2 separate regions of the Homo sapiens genome follow, and region 1 is linked to region 2. A link is an interaction called in ENCODE POLR2A ChIA-PET data of the cell type or tissue named here. Cell type or tissue: PC-9. All regions are shown on one strand. Each heading gives the region's core, and the rest is flanking DNA. Links, peaks and the distances in the headings are about the cores only.

What was found. ChIA-PET counts read pairs that join two places held together with the same protein. Peaks named below come from ENCODE experiments on the same cell type or tissue, not always from the same donor. Only the 100,000 strongest peaks of a DNase experiment are listed, where the experiment ranks them.
Region 1: POLR2A ChIA-PET joins it to region 2 with 24 read pairs; 2 of 35 experiments call an interaction of 5 or more read pairs at or near these places.

The regions. Positions count from the first base shown.
Region 1 is chr17:1,225,719-1,228,218 of GRCh38, forward strand. It overlaps a transcript of ABR not described here. Among named protein-coding and RNA genes, the nearest start is that of BHLHA9, 43 kb to the right of the region's middle. In PC-9, for the core only: no CTCF peak of the experiment used is centred there; no DNase peak of the experiment used is centred there; H3K27me3 peaks cover 391 bases.
Region 2 is chr17:2,101,805-2,119,043 of GRCh38, forward strand. All of the region lies in intron 13 of SMG6 (SMG6 nonsense mediated mRNA decay factor), which reads right to left. It overlaps SMG6-AS1 (SMG6 antisense RNA 1), which reads left to right. Exons shown (of 2, transcript NR_199038.1): 2 at 1-499. Among named protein-coding and RNA genes, the nearest start is that of SMG6-AS1, 21 kb to the left of the region's middle. In PC-9, for the core only: no CTCF peak of the experiment used is centred there; a DNase peak (open chromatin) is centred at 10,047; H3K27ac peaks cover 994 bases.

The DNA.
Region 1 (2,500 bases), core at 1-2,500, 880 kb before region 2:
CTTATGGGTGCTTCCTACGTGCCAGGACCCGTCCAAAACGCTTTAGAAATATGACCCATTTATTTCTCATATCAACAGCAGGAGAGAAGAGGTGCTTATTAGCCTCAGTTTACAGATGAGGGGACTCAGGCTCAGAAAAGTCAAATAACTTCTCCCAATGTCACACAGGCAGTCTAGCTTCAGAAACATGGTTTAATTCCGTGTTTTCAAACCTTTTTGTTCATCTCACAGCAAGAAATACATTCTACATCAGCTCCCAGTGTACACATACGCGTCCGCATAGAACCGAAACGGAGTCCAAAAACAGAATAATACTCGCCGTGTCCAATGCACTCATCTTGAGAGAGAAAAACCCCTGCCTGCCTGGAGCTTGCGTTTGACTGGAGGGAGACAGTGAATAAGACCCACATGCAAAATTGCAGCATCCACGGTGGTAATTTGGGGAATGCTGTAGAGAAAAATGAAGCAACAAAGGACAAGGGTGGCCAAGGAAGACCGCCCGGGTGCTTCTGTTGCCAACTGCACTAATTTCAATGAGCTGTTTCCCACAGTGCGAAAACGCCTTCCCTTAATCGCTCCACTCTAATGCCTCCCTGTATGCTTGAGGGCTCTTTCTCCTAGATTGTGTGTGCACACATGTATGTGGCAGTGTGCACATGTATGTACATGTGCAGGTGTCTGTGTATGCATGTATGTGGCAGTGTGCCATGTATATACGTGTGCAGGTGTGTATGTGTGTGCATGCATGTATGTGGCACTGTGCCATGTGTATACGTGTAGGTGTGCATGTGTGTGCATGCATGTATGTGACAGTGTGCCATGTACATACGTGTGCAGGTGTGCAGGTATGTGTGTGCATGCATTTATGTGGCACTGTGCACATGTACATATGCAGGTGTGTGTGCATGTATGTACATGTGAAGGTGTGAATGTGTGCATGTATGTATGTGACAGTATGCCATGTGTTTACATGTGCAGGTGTGTGTGTGTGCATGCATGTATGTGGCAGTGTGTCACGTATATACATGTGCTGCTGTGCGTGTGTGTGCATGCATGTGACAGTGTACCATGTGTATACGTGTGCAGGTGTGTGTGTATATGTGTGCATGCATGTATGTGGCAGTGTACCATGTATATACATGTGCTGCTATGCATTTATGTGTGCATGCATGTAACCAAGTGCAAGTCCACCCCCCACTCACTTCCTCACGAGGAGGCTTTGGAGACAGAGGCAGAACCCGAACATGTAGCTGTGCAGTGTGCCACAGGAGCTTGCCCTGCAGAGGGGGCTGGAATGGCACCTGAAATCTAGCCCAGGCATCACTAGCCAAAGCCGTGAGTGCCAGACACGTGCCCCAGCTCACGTCTGTAGTCCTGAGGAAGGTGACTCTTGTTATCATTGGTCCACCCAGAGGGGAGCATCTTTTGCAATTCCCAGGGGCAGCGCCGATTTCTAACGTGCATCAAGGTGCCCTATGTGCTAGAGTGTCCTAAGGGAGACAGGCGACGACTCACAGAAATAAAAATCACTCCCTGGGAAAAGCCTAGTGTACTGGGCACCCCGGGGAGGGTGACAGATGTGGGTCTGGGGGGAGACAGGATTGCAGCCAGCTCTGAAGCAGCTGGGGCCAGTTGGGTAGCCTCCACCAAGGGCATTTGGAACTTGGCACTAGGGTGAAATCTTCAGGCTCTTCCCTTAAGTTAAAGAGACATATAAAAATGTTACCAGCATGGGCGGCAAGAGCATTGCCTGTGGGAAACACAGCCAATCTTTGCTAAGGAATAAGTGTAATTGATCAAAACAGATGACTTGATGGACCTTCCAACTGTGCTTTTAGCAAAGTGGACAGTTTTTCATTCAAATGCAAACTCATCCAGATAAAATCTAATAATGGAGATTTTGGAACAATCCCAGCATCAATGATTTTTTTTCCTCCTTCACTGAGCAGGAAGGCATCTTAAATTCCTGGTTGCAGCTTGACCCAACCGGACACCACCAGTGTGCTGCTTTCCGCGTGGCTGAGGAGACCGTGACAGTTCACAGACACAGCAAAGGGCTCCCACGCCACCCCCATCCCCACCTGACCTCTCCTCCTTAGCCCCATTCCCACTCCCTGACCTAGAAAGAGCTCGGTGGACGCTCAATTCCAGGCAATCATTTATTCAGCCATTATGCGTTGAGCTTTGACTGCTGCAAAGCACCGTGCATACTACCAGAAGGGGGTTCAAAGATGACTAAGATCAGGCCCTGTCCTCAGAAAAGAGAGCAGATGCGAGGGGAGAGAGATGACAGGAGACCCGGTGAAGGTCTCAGCTCACCCCAACGAGCACTTAATCTTTCTGAGCTTCGGTTTCCTCTTTTATCCAGTGAAGACGCTGGACTAGACATGGTCTCTGGGCACCAGGCCAGCCGGAAAACGAGATGGGCCTAAGCCTCCCCTTGCCCTCTTGCTCCCAGACTCCTAGAAAGCCAAGAGGCCGGGCGCCGCCTTCTAAGAAG
Region 2 (17,239 bases), core at 8,721-11,220:
ACAGAGAAGTAACTTGCTCAGGAAATGCAGCCAGTAACTGCAGGGGCCGGACTGTTCTAACTGCCACAGCTCTCCATGATCCAGAACATTCACAGGTGTTTCAGAGACCCTCACCATCTCCCCAAGGAGAAAGCTCTTCTCTTGCCTGGAAATTCACAGAAGAAGAGAAAAAGGCAGCCTCTCAGAGCTGATTTCTTGAAGACTGAACTCTTCTGGGCATGGTGCACTCCTCCTGGGTGGGTGACACGCCACAGTCTAGGACAAGCAGGGCCTAGTGGAACGACAGTGTCGTGGCCTCCTAACTTGTGTGCTCTCAGGCAAATTACTGAGCCCTGTCTGCAAGATGCTAATAACTCTGAAGATCTATATTCCTAGTCCTTTACAAAATTTTATTATAAATTGACAATTTATATTTGTGTTTATTTACAAGGGTACAAAGTGATATATTTTATGAATACAATGTATAATAATTAAACCCAGCTAATTAACATACCCATCACCTCAAATACTTATCATTTTATTGTGGTGAGAAAATTTGAAATTTACTCTTAAAGGAATTTTTTTTTCTTTTAGACAGGGTCTTGCTCTGTCACCCAGGCTGGAGTGCAGTGGTGTGATCAAGACTCACTGCAGTCTTCACTTCCCAGGCTCAAGTGATCTTCCCGCCTCAGCCTCCCAAGTAGCTGGGACTACAGGCGTGGACCACCACATCCTGCTAATTTCATTTTTTTTTTTTTTTTTTTTTTTTTTAGAGATGAGGTCTCACTATGTTGCCCAGGCTGGTTTGAGCTCCTGGTGTCAAGTGATCATCCTGCCTCAGCCTCGCAAAATGTTGGGATTACAGTTGTGAGTGACCACGTCTGACCTCTTAAAGCAATTTTAAATGTACAGTGCTGTATTTTTATGCTCACCATGCTGTTCAACAGATCTCAGAAAAACACACACCCATCTTTCTCCCATGGAACTGACGCTTTGAACCCTTTGACCATCATCTCCCCATTTCCCAGCCTCTGTAGCCACCATCCTACTCTCTGCTTTTATGAGCTGGACTCTTTCAGATTCTACATGTAAGTGAGAACATATGGTATGTGTCTTTCCGTGCCTGGCTTATTTCACTCAGCATAATGCTCTTCAATTCCACCCATGTTGCTGAAAACAACAGAATTTCTTTTTAAAGGCCAAATAGTACTCCATTGTGTGTATGTCCCACCTTTTCTTTATCCATTCATCTGTTGATGGACACTCAGACTAATTCCATAACTTGGTTATTGTGACTAATGCTGCAGTGAACCTGGGAGTCCAGACATCTCTTCAACCAACTGATTTCAAATCTTTTGGGTGAATGCCCAGAATTGGGATTACTCTCTTTCCATTCTTACAGGTTTCTGTGATTCTGGGCAGTCATCTTGGAAAGGAGGAAAGGATCGTTCTGCCACTGAGCTTGATGGAGGAGCTCAGCTCTGTCATAGGGGACAGTGCCAAGAGCTGGGCTTGGCCTTTTTGGAAGGGTTAAAGATTCAGAATGCGAACTAACAGTGAGAGGCTAGAGATTACTCTGATGGAAAAGGGTGGTATAGGTTACTCTCATATGATAAGCCACTCAGGAAGACTTGGAGGGTTTTATGGAATCATTAGCACAGAGCTCCCCTCTGGCCACAGAGCAGAGGAAGAAACAGCGGACCAGTTTATAAAGCTACAGAGCGGAAAATTTCTGTTGCTGTCCAAACTAAGTTTTTGGCTTTCTGTGAAGCTTGGAAAGACTTATACTGATGTTTTAATCACCTGTTTAGTGTTCTGAGGACTCTTGTCAGCGGCCTCACTGAGCTTGCTCCAGCAGGCAGTGGGGAACGGCTGGCTCTCGCCCCACGCTCTTCTTGTGAGCTGTTTCTTTCCCATGACCACCTCCAACACCCTGTAGCTCCCATTGGGCCACTTGGAGGGTATAAGCCAAACCTGTGAGCCCTATAGGAGACTGAGCACACTCTTTTGGGCTAACTCATCACCGGATCTAAAGTCAGGAAAGACCCCTTAATAAGAGCCTTGGTGCAAAGAGGTAAGAAGTCGTCTCAAGATTAGTCTGCCAGCAACACCTCTGTGATGGCACAGAGAAAGCAGGCTTGACTTCCAGGAGAATCACCATCAACACATTCTTTTTTTTTTTTTTTCAGTTGGAATCTTGTTCTGTAGCCCAGGCAGGAGTGTAATGGCACGATCTCAGCTCACTGCAACCTCTGCTTCCCAGGTTCAAGTCATTCTCCTGCCTCAGCCTCCCGAGTAGCTGGGACTACAGGCGCCCACCACCTCGCCCGGCTAATTTTTTGTATTTTTAGTAGAGACGGGGTTTCACCATGTTAGCCAGGATGGTCTTGATCTCCTGACCTCGTGATCCGCCCACCTCGGCCTCCCAAAGTGCTGGGATTACAGGCGTGAGCCACCGCGCCCGGCCACACCTGGCTAATTTTTGTATTTTTAGTACAGACAGGGTTTCACCATGTTGGCCAGGCAGGTCACGAATTCCTGATTTCAAGGGTTCCGTCTGCCTCAGCTTCCCAAATTGCTGGGATTACAAGCTTGAGCCACTGTGCCTGGCCACCATCCAGACATTCTAAAGCACTTGGGTATTTATTGTGAAAAGAAGTCCTCACAAGTGACAATGCATACTGAACAAATTCAGGGCAGGGAAAGTTCTAGAAAGAAAAACCCATGAGCATGCCAGAAGCTCTTTAAAGAGGTTAAGGGGGTTGAAAAAAAAAAAGGTTCAGGGTAGTGGCAGGTAGAGCAAGTTAGCATCTTACTTCCTCTGCAATTTTCATTGATCACGCTTTCTTGGTGGCCTAAATATCCCATTTTACTGGGAAAGCTGTGGTGTAGATGAAGTGGTGACAGATGGTTACTAGGAATTATGTTATTTCATTTGATTATCATGGTAATCCTGTGAGACAGGAAGAGGAAACTAAAGCTCAGAAAAAGCAAGTGATGAAGTGATGAAGCTGGGCTTTGAACCCAGATTTGTCTTACTCCAAAGTTTGTGCTCAGTTCATTATATTATAATATGGCCTCTTATGAAGGTAATGGCACTTTCACAAAGAGTATAGGGAAAGGTCTCTACTTCAAGTCATCTTTTTTTTTGGGAGACAAGGTCACACTCTGTTGCCCAGGCTGAGTGCAATGGTGTGATCTTGGCTCACTGCAGCCTCAACCTCCCAGGTTCAAGTGATCCTCCCACTTCAGCCTCCTGAACATCTAGGACTACAGGTATGCACCACCACACCCAGCTAATTTTTTTTTTTTTTTTTTTTTTTTGTAGAGATGGGGTCTCACCATGTTACCCAGGCTGCTCTCAAACTCCTGGACTCAAGCAATCCTCCCGCCTCGACCTCCCAAAGTGCTGGGATTACAGGCGTGAGCCACTGCACTCAGCCTACTTCAAGTCTTTCTCACTTAAAAAATATTACACTCAGCCGGGCGTGGTGGCTCACACCTGTAATCCCAGCACTTTGGGAGGCCAAGGTGGGTGGATCACCTGAGGTCAGGAGTTTGAGACCAGCCTGGCCAACATGGTGAAACCCAATCTCTACTAAAAATACAAAAATTAGCCGGGCGTGGTGGCAGGTGCCTGTAATCCCAGCTACCTGGGAGGCTAAGGCAGAATTGCTTGAACTTGGGAGGCGGAGAGTGCAGTGAGCCAAGACCGCGCCACTGCACTCCAGCCTGAGCAACAAGAGCAAAACTCTGTCTCAAAAATAAATAAATAAATAAATAAATAACACTTGCCCAGACTCAGCAGTAGCCTAAAGGCCCTCAGGACAGAAGAAACAGTTCTGACGAATTTGCCTTTAGAGGAACACAAATTGAATGGGTGCTTGGCTAAGCTACAGGCAAGAAAAGAAATACTGAAATTTAAAATTTCTCAGGATACCTGCCCTAAAAAGAGTTCTATCACTTAGATTCATTTCATTTCACTGGACATAATATGGGCAAAACCTCAGCTGAATACTTGATGAGCTGAATGAATATAGGAAACTAGTAACTGCCAGATGTTAAGTTTTAAGACCTATATGTGGGTAACCTCTGAAAGTTGTCTGCACCACAGCCTTGAACTTTTCTACTGAATGTAAAGAGTAAAGTCCATCATGAAGACAGGAAAATGGAAATCAAAGCTCCCTCCTGATACTTGGCACCCAAAGGCTCCACAAATCTGTCAATCCAAGTAACTTTTACTTTGCAAGCAACAGGGTGTGTTACTTATCTGGCAACGCTTGATCTTGGAGAAGGTATGAAGGAGGAGAAGAGAGAATAATAGTTTACTTCTCAGTGGAAAAACCAGGCTTAAGGAGGAGATACTGATTTCTGATTGAGTTCTCAGGGAGACCTTCTCTGCCATAGAATTTTCCCTTTCCACCCCATCACTTTTCTTCTTGTCTCTTTTCTTACTAAGGGAAGTTTCTTCAAACTGCTGTCTCTGGCTCAAAGTTAATTTCCCTTTGGCCAAAGCACTCTGCACATGCCATTGTTCCATGCCCTGTTATGCCAGAGTTCAAGCAGATAAGCCACCAACGTGCCTTTTAATAAAGGAAGGGAGGGGGGTCTCTCAAGGGAACTCTGCTTACTGGGGGAAAAGAGAGTCCTATAGCAGCAAAGGCACATACTACCATTCCTCGGTGACCTCAGAGGAGTCTATTTACAAAGGCTATAGTTAGAGAGGAAAGGGCAAGAAGGAAGGGAAAGAGAGGGAGACCATGACCAGAGAGGTCTTATGTCCCACAGGAATAACTCCGAGGACAAGGGAAAGGCTGTCCTGTCACAAGGGCAAAATTAACCAGACCCAGCCGATTATGAGAGAGGGAAGGAGGATGCTGGGAACATGAAGGGGGCAAAGCTTACAGGCCACTACATATATGGGGGAATGCAGGAGGAAAATGTTTCAAAGCTGATGACAAGGCAGACAGGAAACCTCCGTGTCCCTGCTGACAGGAAAGAAAGAGTGAAAGAAATTCTGGGATCTTCTCTCTAGGCAGGAATTTTTTTTTTTTTTTTGAGACAGAGTCTCGGTTTGTCGCCCAGGCTGGAATGCAATTGTGCGATCTCGGCTCACTGCAACCTCCGCCTCCCGGGTTCTAGCAATTCTCCTGCCTCAGTCTCCCAAGTAGCTGGGATTACAGGCATGTGCCACCACGCCTGGCTGAGTTTTGTATTTTTAGTAGAGACGTTTAGTATTTCAGTACTTAGTAGTTTAGTATTTTAGCCTGACATGTTGGTCATGCTAGTCTTGAACTCCTGACCTCAGGTGATCTGCCCACCTTGGCCTCCCAAAGTGCTGGGATTATAGGTGTGAGCCACTGTGCCCAGACTCTATGCAGGATTCCTAATAGGCATGTGAAGTTCCCTGTCTTCCCATGGGTGTGCTGACAGCTGGAAATCCTGCCCTTTGGGTCAGGCAGGGCAGGGATCTAGACCTCTCGGGAGTTCATGAAGAGGTTCACTAAGGACTGAAACCATGATCCCAAACACAAATGGGGACTGTCATTTCCTGTTGGGTTTCCATGCTGTAAAAAAGTGGGGGAGAAATGCCAGCTACGAAGTACTATGTCTTCTATGGAAAATGGAGTATGCAGTGTATCTGGCTCCTGGTTCTGACTTGTAAATCTAAGTGAGAACTAGTTGTTAGCTGCTAGAGGATTATAGTGTTAAACAGACATTCTACCACCCAACCTGCCAGCCTTTCTGCTCACTGTCTCTGGGCCTCTAGGTAGCTGATGACACAGTTGTCTTGAGCCTCCATAGGAAGGGCAGTCTTGGGCTGGGGCAGCTCCTCTGGGCACTAGTTCACTGCTCTGTGTTCTTAAACAGCTCTGATGGAACAAGCCATCTGTGAGGGTTATTTAACTTGGAGCTGGAAGAGGGTGAGGATGTGGAAAAAATAAACTGAACAGCCAATGGATGGGGCCAGAGAGAGAGAGAAGGCAGGTGGCATGTTCATGGGACTGCGTGCCAGGGCCAAGCGGGGTGGGACTGCAGAAAGGAATGGTGCCGAAAGGAGGCCAGCATGGGAGGGGCTGGAACACCCAGGACAGCAGAATTTTATTTCCAAAATGGTATTTTGTTGTTCTCCTTCAAGGGCACCCAAGTCCTCACTTTAGAGTTCTATTTCTGGGAGAATCTTGGAATAGTGTAACTAAGCACACCTGCCTCGCCTTCTGAAAAGCTACCTGAACCTTGCCCAATTTCTGAGCCTTAGCCTACAAGATAAATCTAACAGGTTTTTTTTTGTTTTGTTTTGTTTTTTACATCCAATGCCTCAAAATAATGGCAACAGCTAAGTGGGTAGAAAACGGAAATGAAGGATTACAGAGAATTTGCATGAATTACAGAAAACAGCTATAGAAACTACAGGATGATCCAGAAGGAGACATGGGAATCTGATGTGTGACTGAGTTGTAACTGGACCTCTTTGGAGTCTTCTTAGCCACTCTCCAATCCCCAGCGTCCACTATGAAAACACATATTGAAACTTTCATTTTTAAAAATCTTGCCAGGCGCAGTGACTCACGCCTGTAATCCCAGGCCTTTGAAAGGCCGAGGCGGGCGGGTAACTTGAGGTCAGGTGTTCGAGACCAGCCTGGCCAACATAGTGAAACCCTGTCTCTACTAAAAATACAAAAATTAACCAGGCCCACGCCTGCAAACCTGCAGGTGCACACCTGCAGTCCCAGCTACCCAGGAGGCTGAGGCAGAAGAATTGCTTGAATCTGGGAGGCAGAGGTTGTAGTGAGCCGAGATTGTGTCACTGCACTCCAGCCTGGGCCACAAAGCGAGACTCTGTCTCAGATAATAATAATAATAAAAAAATTCTGAGCCAGGTGTGGTGGCTCATCCCTTTAATTCCAGAACTTTGGGAGGCCAAGGTGGGTGGATCACCTGAGGGTTAGGAGTTTGAGAACAGCCTGGCCAATACAGCGAAGACCCGTCTCTGCTAAAAATATAAAAAAATTAGTCGCGCATGGTGGCGGGCGCCTGTAATCGCAGCTACTCGGGAGGCTGAGGTGGTAGAATCACTTGAATCCAGGAGTTGGAGGTTGCAGTGAGTTGAGGATTACACCACTGCACTCCAGCCTGGGCGACAGAGCAAAAAAACCTAGGCATTTTCACTTATTTTATCTCATTTAATCCTTACTAAAATCTTATGAAATAACTAATGTCATCCCCATTTTTCAGAGAGTAAACTCAACCCCAGAGACAATACATTAATTATCTGGCGTTTTCTCATGACTAGCACAGAGCATAATAAAGGCTATGACATCTATCTAGAACAGGAAGATGTATTTTTCTGCAGGTTGTCCTGGCAAAATAGCATTAGAGTTGACAGTATCTCATCTGATCCATTCCTGATTACCAAGTCTATGTAGTATATTCTCACAGGATTTGAAAAAGAGACCAAAAAGCTGCTGTTAGAATATATGTCTCTCTTTTTTTTTTTGAGATGGAGACTTGCTTTGTCACCCAGGCTGGAGTGCGGTGGCACAATCTTGGCTCACTCCAACCTCCACCTCCTGGGTTCAAGTGATTCTCGTGCCTCAGCCTCGTAAGTAGCTGTGATTATAGGCGCGTGCCACCACGCCTGGTTAATTTTTGTATTTTTAGTAGAGACAGGGTTTCGCCATGTTGGCCAGCCTGGTCTTGAATTGCTGGCCTCAAGTGATCCGCCTGCCTCAGCCTCTCAAAGTGCTGGGATTACAGGTGTGAGCCACCGTGCATGGCCTTTCTCATTCTTTATTAAATATTTTCAAGGCAGTAGATTAAGAATAGGATTAGAGACAGGAATCCAATAACTACGTGCTGCTTACTCTACTTTTGAAGAACACATATAGACACGCAAACCATTATAAACTACTTTGAAGTATAGTTTCAGTGCTTTATACTGACAAAACAGAGACAAAATTTCTGGACCAGCCTATACTAGAGAAACCTATATACACCCTAAACTTTAAAAAAATTGACAACACAAGGGCAGACGCAGTGGCTCACACCTGTAGTCGCAGCACTTTGGGAGGCCAAGGTGGGTGGATCACCTGAGCTCAGGAGTTCAAGACCAACATGGCAAAACTCTGTTTCTACTAAAAATACAAAAATTAGCCAGGCGTGGTGGTGCACGTCTGCAGTCCCAACTACTTGGGAGGCTGAGGCATGAGAATTGCTTGAACCCGGAGGCAGAGGTTGCAGTGAGCAGAGATTGCACTACTGCATTCCAGTATGGGCGACAGAGTGAGATTCCATCTCAAAAAAAAAAAAAAAAAAAAAAAAGACAACACAGAACTAAAAGCTGTCACTTAATTCTGTTACTTAAGCTAAAGTCACTCTTGCTGCTGACAAAGTACCAAAGGAGTTCAATGAGATATGGTGGCATCTCAGAATCAAGTACCAGGCCAAACTGAAGCCAAAGCTGCTTAGTAACGTGGAGTTCAGAAACATGGCACATGGTGAAAAAAAGCAATACAAAGGCCGAATTTTAAAAACAAAACCTTCCCACCTTTGATTTTTAGGCCCTGTTGCGAGTTTCTGGTATGTTCTTCAGAGATAGTTCTGCATTTACTGACATATGTGATTAACTACGAGCTCTCTCTATGCCTTTTATAGATACATTTATGTAAGTGGTGATATACTATGACACACGCACACGCACACACACGGTATTTTAAAGATAATCAACATCATTTGTGAAGCACATTTCATGCCAAATACTAAGGATCATCAACAATAAAGCACTCTGTGTTGGGGGGACTGATGGAAAGATCTGGCGGAAGCAGCAAAGGAAAGCAGACGGAAGAAAGACCCTGATGAGGTGCTCAAGTCCATCAGTCATCATCAAGTCCAACAGGCCTGGGAGAGGTCAGCAACAACAGTCTCCCCAGCCAAGCAGGGTCTCAAATGACAAAAAGTTGGGCAAAATAATGTGCAAAGTATATACATGTGCTCCAGTCTGCACGCTGCCCAGAAAGAGCTCCCACCCCAGAGGAATCAATATCAGGAGGGTCATCAACAAATTTGAAGGCCAGAAACAAAGAGTGCTATATATGTATTTACTGTGAAAATTAAGCGGCTCCAATTCCATTTCGATGTGTAGGCTATAGGTGTTACGGCAAGAGCTGCCTGGTACATCTGAAGGCCGCTACGCCCACCTTCAGTGCCAGTTTCCTTATCAGAGGAGCTCGTAGAGCCTCACAGAACACAAAGTAAGATATCTGAGGTGTTTCAGGCTGATCTCACAGTCTGAGTTCTAAATGTATTCTACTGAAATTCAATAAATATTTATTAAGCACATGCTATGGTGTGGCAGGCCCTATTCAAACCACCAGGAATACAGCAGTGAATAAAACAATGCTCCTGTTCCCATGGAACTTAAAACATTTTTCTGAGACTGAGAATCAAATAAGCAGACAGTAGTGGGAAGTACTGTGAAAAAAAGTTGGGTAAGGGAGACAGAGAGCGGCAGGGTGGGGAAGAGTATTGCTATTTTATATAAGATGGTGAATAGAAGACCCTAAGAAAGGTAATATTTGATCAGACTTGAAGGTGCAAGCCACAAAAAAGAGAGGTCCTTTCTTATCTCGCTCAAAGAGGTCCTCTGAGATCACAGGATCTCGCTGTTGCCCAGGCTGCAGTACAGTGGTGTGATCATAGCTCACTGCAGCCTCGACCTCCTGGGCTCAAGCGATCCTTCTACCTCAGCCTCCCAAGTAGCTGGGACCACAGGCGCCTGCCACCACGCCTGGCTAATTTTTTATAGAAACGGGGTCTCCCTATATTGCCCAGACTGGCCTTGAACTCCTAGGTTCAAGGGATCCTCCGGCCTTGGCCTCTTAAAGTGCTGGGATTACAGGCATGAGCTACTGTGCCTGGCCCGAAAGGTCCTTAGAGCGGGTTTCTTGGGTGGTGGCTGGAGCATCAAGGAGTTCCTTCTCTGATCGAAGGGCTTGTTAGCTACACAGTTTGAAGGAAGGAGAACAGGCTTTTCCAGCTCAGCCTGGTGAGAGGAGAGGCCTTTGAGAGTTTATGCAGCTTGCACACCCGCTCCATGCAGTTTCTGGAAAGTTTCCATCACAGATGAGAGTTTTACGTTGAATTTTAAGTTTGACCACAAATATTTAAACTTCCCTGGACCACAAATACAGTATCTTCCCTGTGGTTTATCTGGCAGCAAGTACATATTTACAAATCTCTATATGTCTGCCTGTTATTTAAATTTCTTACAGAAGTGCCAAGGTCTTTAGTTGTGATTTATCCCCTCCCCCTCCGTACTGGTAGGTATAGTCTTCATTAGGCCTAACTCTTGGGAAAAGGAGGTATCTTTACAATTGAAGCTTAGAAATCTTCCTGATTAAATTTCCTATTACCGCTTCCCTCTTAAAAAAAAAAAAGTCGGCCGGGCGCGGTGGCTCACGCCTGTAATCCCAGCACTTTGGGAGGCTGAGGCGGGTGGATCACGAGGTCAGGAGATCGAGACCATCATGGCTAACATGGTGAAACCCCGTCTCTACTAAAAATACAAAAAAAAAATTAGCCAGGCGTCGTGGCGGGCGTCTGGAGTCCCAGCTACTCGGGAGGCTGAGGCAGGAGAATGGCATGAACCCGGGAGGCGGAGGTTGCAGTGAGCCGAGATCGTGCCACTGCACTCCAGCCTGGGTGACTGAGCAAGACTCTGTCTCAAAAAAAATAAAATAAAAAATAAATAAATAAATAAATAAATAAATAAATAAATAAATAAATAAAAGGCAATGGTCTGTTCCAAGTTCTTGCATTTGAATTGAAATGTAAAAATTGAATTTTTTTGGTGCTTTTTTTTTTCCACTAGGGAATTGAGAACAAAACTTAAAGCTAAATAAATCTGCATACTTTAGCTATATTAAAAAGCAAAACAGCAAACAATAAAAGCCAGGTGTAATGAGCTCCAAACTTTTTTTTTTTTTTTTTTTTGAGACAGACTCTCACTCCGCCACCCAGGCTAGAGTGCAGTGGCGCAATCACAGCTCACTGCAACCTCTGCCTCCCAGGCTCAAGCAATCCCCCTGCCTCAGCCTCCTGAGTAGCTGGGACCACAGACATGCGTCACCATGCCTGACTAATTTTTGTATTTTTGGTAGAGATGGGGTTTCACCATGTTAACCAGGCTGGTCTTGACCTCCTGAGCTCAAGTGATCTACTGGCCTCAGCTTCCCAAAGTGCTGGGATTACAGGTGTGAGCCACTGTTCCCAGCCTTTTATTTTCTTTTTTAAGAGACAGAGTCTTGCTCTGTCACCCAGGCTGGAGTGCAGTGGCATGATCAAGGCTTACTGCAGCCTCCATCTCCCAGCCTCCCAGGCTCCAGTGATCCTCCCCGCGACTTCAGCCTCCTGATTAGTGAACAGCTAGCATTGCAGGCGTGTGCCACCATGCCTGGCCAATTTTTTTTTTTATTTTTTGTAGAGATAGGGCCTATTTGCCCAGATTGGACTCGAACTCCTGGGCTCAAGTGATCCACCCGCCTCGGCCTCACAGCGTGCTTGGGTAACAGGCATGAGCCACTATGCTGGGCCTAAGGCCCAATTTCTAAATGAATACTCATTTGCTTACCAATTCCTGAACATTATAACATGCACTAGGGTTACAAAGAATACAGCACACATCCCTGCTCTCCAGCTGGGTCTTGAACAAAGCCGGCTTGGGAAAGGGTGCTGGCTCCACGAGAGCACACAATTCTTAAATGGGTCTCTGGGTTATCAGGACTGCTTTCTCTTACACAGCTGCCAAGTGAGCTATATGGCATTCTTATCAAATGAAAGCAAACAGCTAGATCATCTAAAACCCATGGCCTCAAAACCATCACTCCTACTCCATTCTGGAGATCTTATTATTTTCACCTTTCCTTTCCTGGACCTTTGGGGTATGGTCCCTATTAATATCCAGCCTACAGGGTTGAGACCCAACACAGAAAGACTTAAGGAGCATCTTCATGAAATCACTAAATTATCTCCTCCTGAGTGTCACACGAGAGTGGTGGAACTAGTTATGAAGTAACAAACCCATGCATATAAACCCATGAAAGCACAATCTAAGTCCAATGCCTACCTTTATCAAATGAACAATGACCTTCCAAGTATTTCAATCTGGAAGGCTAGAAACTCATTTCTTAAAAACTAGCATTGAGGCCAGGCACGGTGGCTCACGCCTGTAATCTCAGCAGTTTGGGAGGCCGAGGCAGGCGGATCACCTGAGGTCAGGAGTTCAAGACCAGCCTGGCCAACATGGCGAAACCCCGTCTCTACTAAAAAAATACAAAAATTAGCTGGGCACGGTGGCGCATGCCTGTAATCCCAGCTACTTGGGAGGCTGAGGCAGGAGGATAGCTTGAACCCAGGAGGCAGAGGTTGCAGTGAGCCTAGATTGCGCCATTGCACTCCAGCCTGGGTGACAGAGTGGGACTCCATCCCAAAACAAAACAAAAAATACTCCCCAAAATGAAAACAAAACTAACATTGATTTGTTTAATCAGAATGACATTAAGCATATGCTTCTCTTCTATCCTTCCAGTTTCCCATTGAAATGACTAAAAATAAATAAATAAATAAAAATGAAGAAAGCATCCATCAGTACTAGGCAACCCCATACCAGAAACTTTGGGAAACTGTCTGCAAGTCTAACAGTGGGTGGAACTGGAGTGAGAAAAAGGACAACTGATGTTCAACCCTTTTCAGGCTGAGTAAGAATACAGATGAGACCTTAGCGGCAGTACCACATTAATACCCTTATCTTGGGGCAACTAAGACAAGAACCAAGGTGGGTTGTGATGCAGTTGGAAGGGCACAGGGGCCAGGCGCGGTGGCTCACACCTGTAATCCCAGCACTTTGGGGGGCCAAGGCGGGTGGATCACCTGAGCTCAGGAGTTTGAGACCATCCTGGCCAACATGGTGAAACCCCATCTCTACTAAAAATACAAAAATCAGTTGGGCGTGGTGGCAGGCGCCTGTAATCCCAGCTACTCAGGAGGCTGAGGCACAAGAATCTCTTCAATCCAGGAGGCGGAGGTTGTGGAGTCGAAATCGTGCCACTGCACTCCAGCCTGGGCAAAAATAAAATAAAATAAAATAAAATAAAATAAAATAAAATAAAATAAAAAAATGAAATGAAATGAAATAAAATAAAATAAAATAAAATAAAATAAAATAATTAAAAAAAAAGAAGGGCACAACTGGATCCTACCAGGGTTGATGGGAAACACAGCAGGTATTTGTGGCTGCTAACTGATAGCTGGTGTGGGTGGCCAGATGAGGCAGAAGGAAGACACAGCTGAGGAGGATGGGTTCTAATAAAGGCAAAAAACCCAGAATAACATTAGGTTGAGAAACCTAGTCTACTCTAGCAAACAGAGTGTTTAACACTGGCAGTATAAATCAAATGTTCCTCTTTTCCCTTTGTCTGCACCTGAAAATCTTAAGAGGCCCATCTAAACTCTCAATATGAACAAGTATAGACTGGCCCTAGTAAGGATGAAAAAAAAATCACCTAACATATAAAAAAGTATTGCAGTTCAACAGGATACCAATCTAAGGAATTGGTAAACCTCTTTCTAGAAGAGTCAATGTGAAAACAGGCACAAACTTCGGAAACTTTCAAACTAATATTTAAAAATTTAATAGTAATGGCACAAGCAGAGATAAATAGACCTTTGGGGAAGAAGATACAGTATAGAAATAGACCCAAACATATATAATCATCTGACTTATGACATGGCATCATTGCAGTTCAGTGGGGAAAACTGATCTTTCAATAAAATGAACCACAGACCCAAGTGTGAATGGTAAAATAATATAGTTTCAAGATCAAAATACAGAAGAATATCTTCCTTCCAATATGTTGCACTTGGAATAGGCAAACATTTCTCTTTTTTGCGGGGGAGGTGGGAAGTCAGGTTTTTGCTCTGTCCCCTAGGCTGGAGTACAGTGGCATGATCATAGTTTACTGTAGCCTCGAACTCCCGGGTCCAAGCAATCCTCCTGCTTCAGTAGCTAAGCGTGTACCACCATGCCAGGGTAATTATTTATTTAATTTTAGAGACAGGGTCTTGCTATATTGGCCAGGTTGGTCTTGAACTCATGGATGGAAGCAGTCCTCCCACCCTGGCCCCCCAAAGTGCAAGAATTACAGGTGTGAGTCACTGTGCCTGGCCACATTTCTTAAATAAGACACAAAAAGCACTCACTAACTTTTAATAAAAATATATCTATTTATTATTTCATTTATTTATTTTTGAGACAGGATCTCGCTGTGTTGCCCAGGCTAGAGTGCAGTGGCATGATCTTGGCTCACTGCACCCTCAACTGCCTCGGCCCAAGCAGTCTTCCCACTTCAGCCTCTTGAGTAGTTGGTACATATGGGTATGAGCCACCCTGCCCAGCTATTTTTTATTTTTTATTTTTTTTGTACAGGCAGGGTCTTGCTATGTTGCCCAGGCTGGTACTGAACTCCTGGCCTCAAGGGATCCTCCCGCCTCGGCCTTCCAAAGTGTTGAGATTACAGGCATGAGCCACTGTACCTGACCAAGAAAAAATTATTTTAACTAAGATTTGTGTTCATAAAAAGATACCATTAATACTGAAAAGATGGCTGGGCATGGTGGCTCACGCCTGTAATCCCAGCACTTTGGGAGGCTGAGGTGGGTGGGGTCAGGAGTTTGAGGTCAGGAGTTCCTTGAGGTCAGGAGTTTGAGACCAGCCTGGCCAACATGGTGAAACCCCGTCTCTACTAAAAATACAAAAATTAGCTGGGTGTGGTGGCGGGTACATGTGTAATCCCAGTTACTCAGGAGGCTGAGGCAGGAGAATCACTTGAACCCAGGAGGTAGAGGTTGCAGTGAGCTGAGATTGCGCCACTGCACTCCAGCCTGGGCGGCAGAGCGAGACTCTGCCTCAAAAAAATAAAAACCCTGAAAAGATGAACCACAGACTGCGAGAAGATATTTTCAATACTTCTATCCAACATAGGACTTATATTCAGAATACTGGAAAAAAAAAACACCCTATAAATCAGTAAGAAAAAAGACAAAGAATCCAAGAAAAACATGGGTAAAAATCAGGAACAGGCACTCCCCAGAAGAGGGTATTCAAATGGCCAATAGCAGAAGAAAAGGCACTCAATATCATTACTCATCAGGGAAATGCAAATTAAAATCACAATGAGAACAACAACAAAAAAAGAAAGCAAAACAAAACAAAAATCACAATGAAATACTTCTAGACAGTCACCAGTATGGCTTTTAAATTTTTTTTTTTTTTTGAGACAGGGTCTCTCTCTGTCGCCCAGTGTGTAGTGCAGTAGCGTGAACATGGCTCACTGCAGCCTTGACCTCCTGGGCTCAAGTGATCCTTTCACCTCAGCCTCCCAAGTAGCTGGGACCACAGATATACGTGGTCCTAGCAAGGATGCCTGCTCTCACCATTTCCTTTCAACTCACTAGTGGAGATCTCAGACACTGTATTAAGGCAAGAAAAAAAACGCTGAAAGCATAAAAATGGAAAAGAACTGCCTCTGTTTGCAGATGACATGATTGTTTAACACAAAAAATCCCAAATAATGCGCAAATAACTACTAGATTAAATTCTAATAAAAATGTCTTTAGGATTGAAGGATACATCAATATACAAAAGTCAATTGTATTTTCATATTCTAGCAGCAAAAGACTGGTAAATACAATTTAGAAACAATTCCATTTATAATGGCATAAAAAATAAAATGTATTTAGGAATAAACTTAACAGACAATGTATAAGACCTGTACAGTGAAAAGTATAAAAGACCTAGGTAAAAGGCTAGCTATACTATGTTCATAAACTAGAAAAATGTTGTTAAGATGTCAATTTTCTCAAAACTGATACGTAAATTAAACTTACTCCCATAAGGATTCTAGCGTTTGTCGTAAGAATTTTTAAATAAAACGAACAAAAAGAACAGAAAGCATGACACCCCTGCTTATATGCTCATCTGATATTTGAAAAAAAGTACCAAAGCAATCCAGCAGAGGCAAGAAATGCCTTTTCAATAAATAGTGCTGATATAACTTGATATCCATATGGGGGGAAAAAAGTTTTAGTTCTTATATTACACCATATACAAAATTAATTTGAAGACCAGGCACACTGGCTCATGTCTGTAATTCCAGCACTTTGGGAGGCCAAGGCAGGGGGATCACTTGAGTTCAGGAGTTCAAGAGCAGCCTGGGAAACATAGTGAGACCCCATTTCTATAAAAAATTAAAAAATTAGCCAGGTGTGGTGGTGCTTGCTTATAGTTCCAGCTTCTTGGGAGGTTGAGGTGGGAGGATCACTTGAGCCTGGGAGGTTGAGGCTGCAGTGAGTCATCCCTGCCACTGCATTCTAGCCTAGGTGACAGAGCAAGACCGTCTCAAAAAACAAAACAACAGGAATGGGCGCAGTGGCTCATGCCTGTAATCCCAGCACTTTGGGAGGCTGAGGCAGGCAGATCACTTGAGGTCAGGAGTTAAGAGACCAGCCTGGCCAACATGATGAAACCCCGTCTCTACTAAAAATACAAAAATTAGCCAAGCATAGTGGTGTGCACCTGTAGTCCCAGTTACTCAGGAGGCTGAGGCACGAGAATCACTTGAACCTGGGGAGTAGAGGTAGCAGTGAGCCAAGATCGTGCCACTGCACTCCAGCCTGGGTGTAAGAGTGAGACTCTGTCTCAAAAAAAAATTTATTTCCAATGTCTCATAGACCTAAATATAAAAGCTAAATCTAGATAGCTTTTTTTTTTTTTTTTGTCTTTTTAAATTTTGAGCAACGGTCTTGCTCTGTTGCCCAGGCTGAAGTGCAGTGGTGCAAACATGGCACACTGCAGCCTTGCCGTGCACGGCTGCAAGTAGCTGGGACCACAGGTGTAGGCCACCATGTCTGGCTGATTTTTTAATTTTTTTGTAGTCATGGGGGTCTCACTATGTTGTCCAAGCTGGTCTCGAATTCCTGGACTGAAGGGATTCTCCTGCCTTAGACTGATAAAGTGTTGAGATTATAGGCATGGGCCACTGTGCCTGGCTCAATGTAGCTTTTTTTTTTTTTTTTTGACATAGAATCTCGTTCTGTTGCCCAGGCTGGATGGAGTGCAGAGGTGTGACCTCGACTCACTGCAACCTCCGTCTCCCGGTTCAAGCAATTCTCCTGCCTCAGTCTGCTGAGTAGCTGGGATTACAGG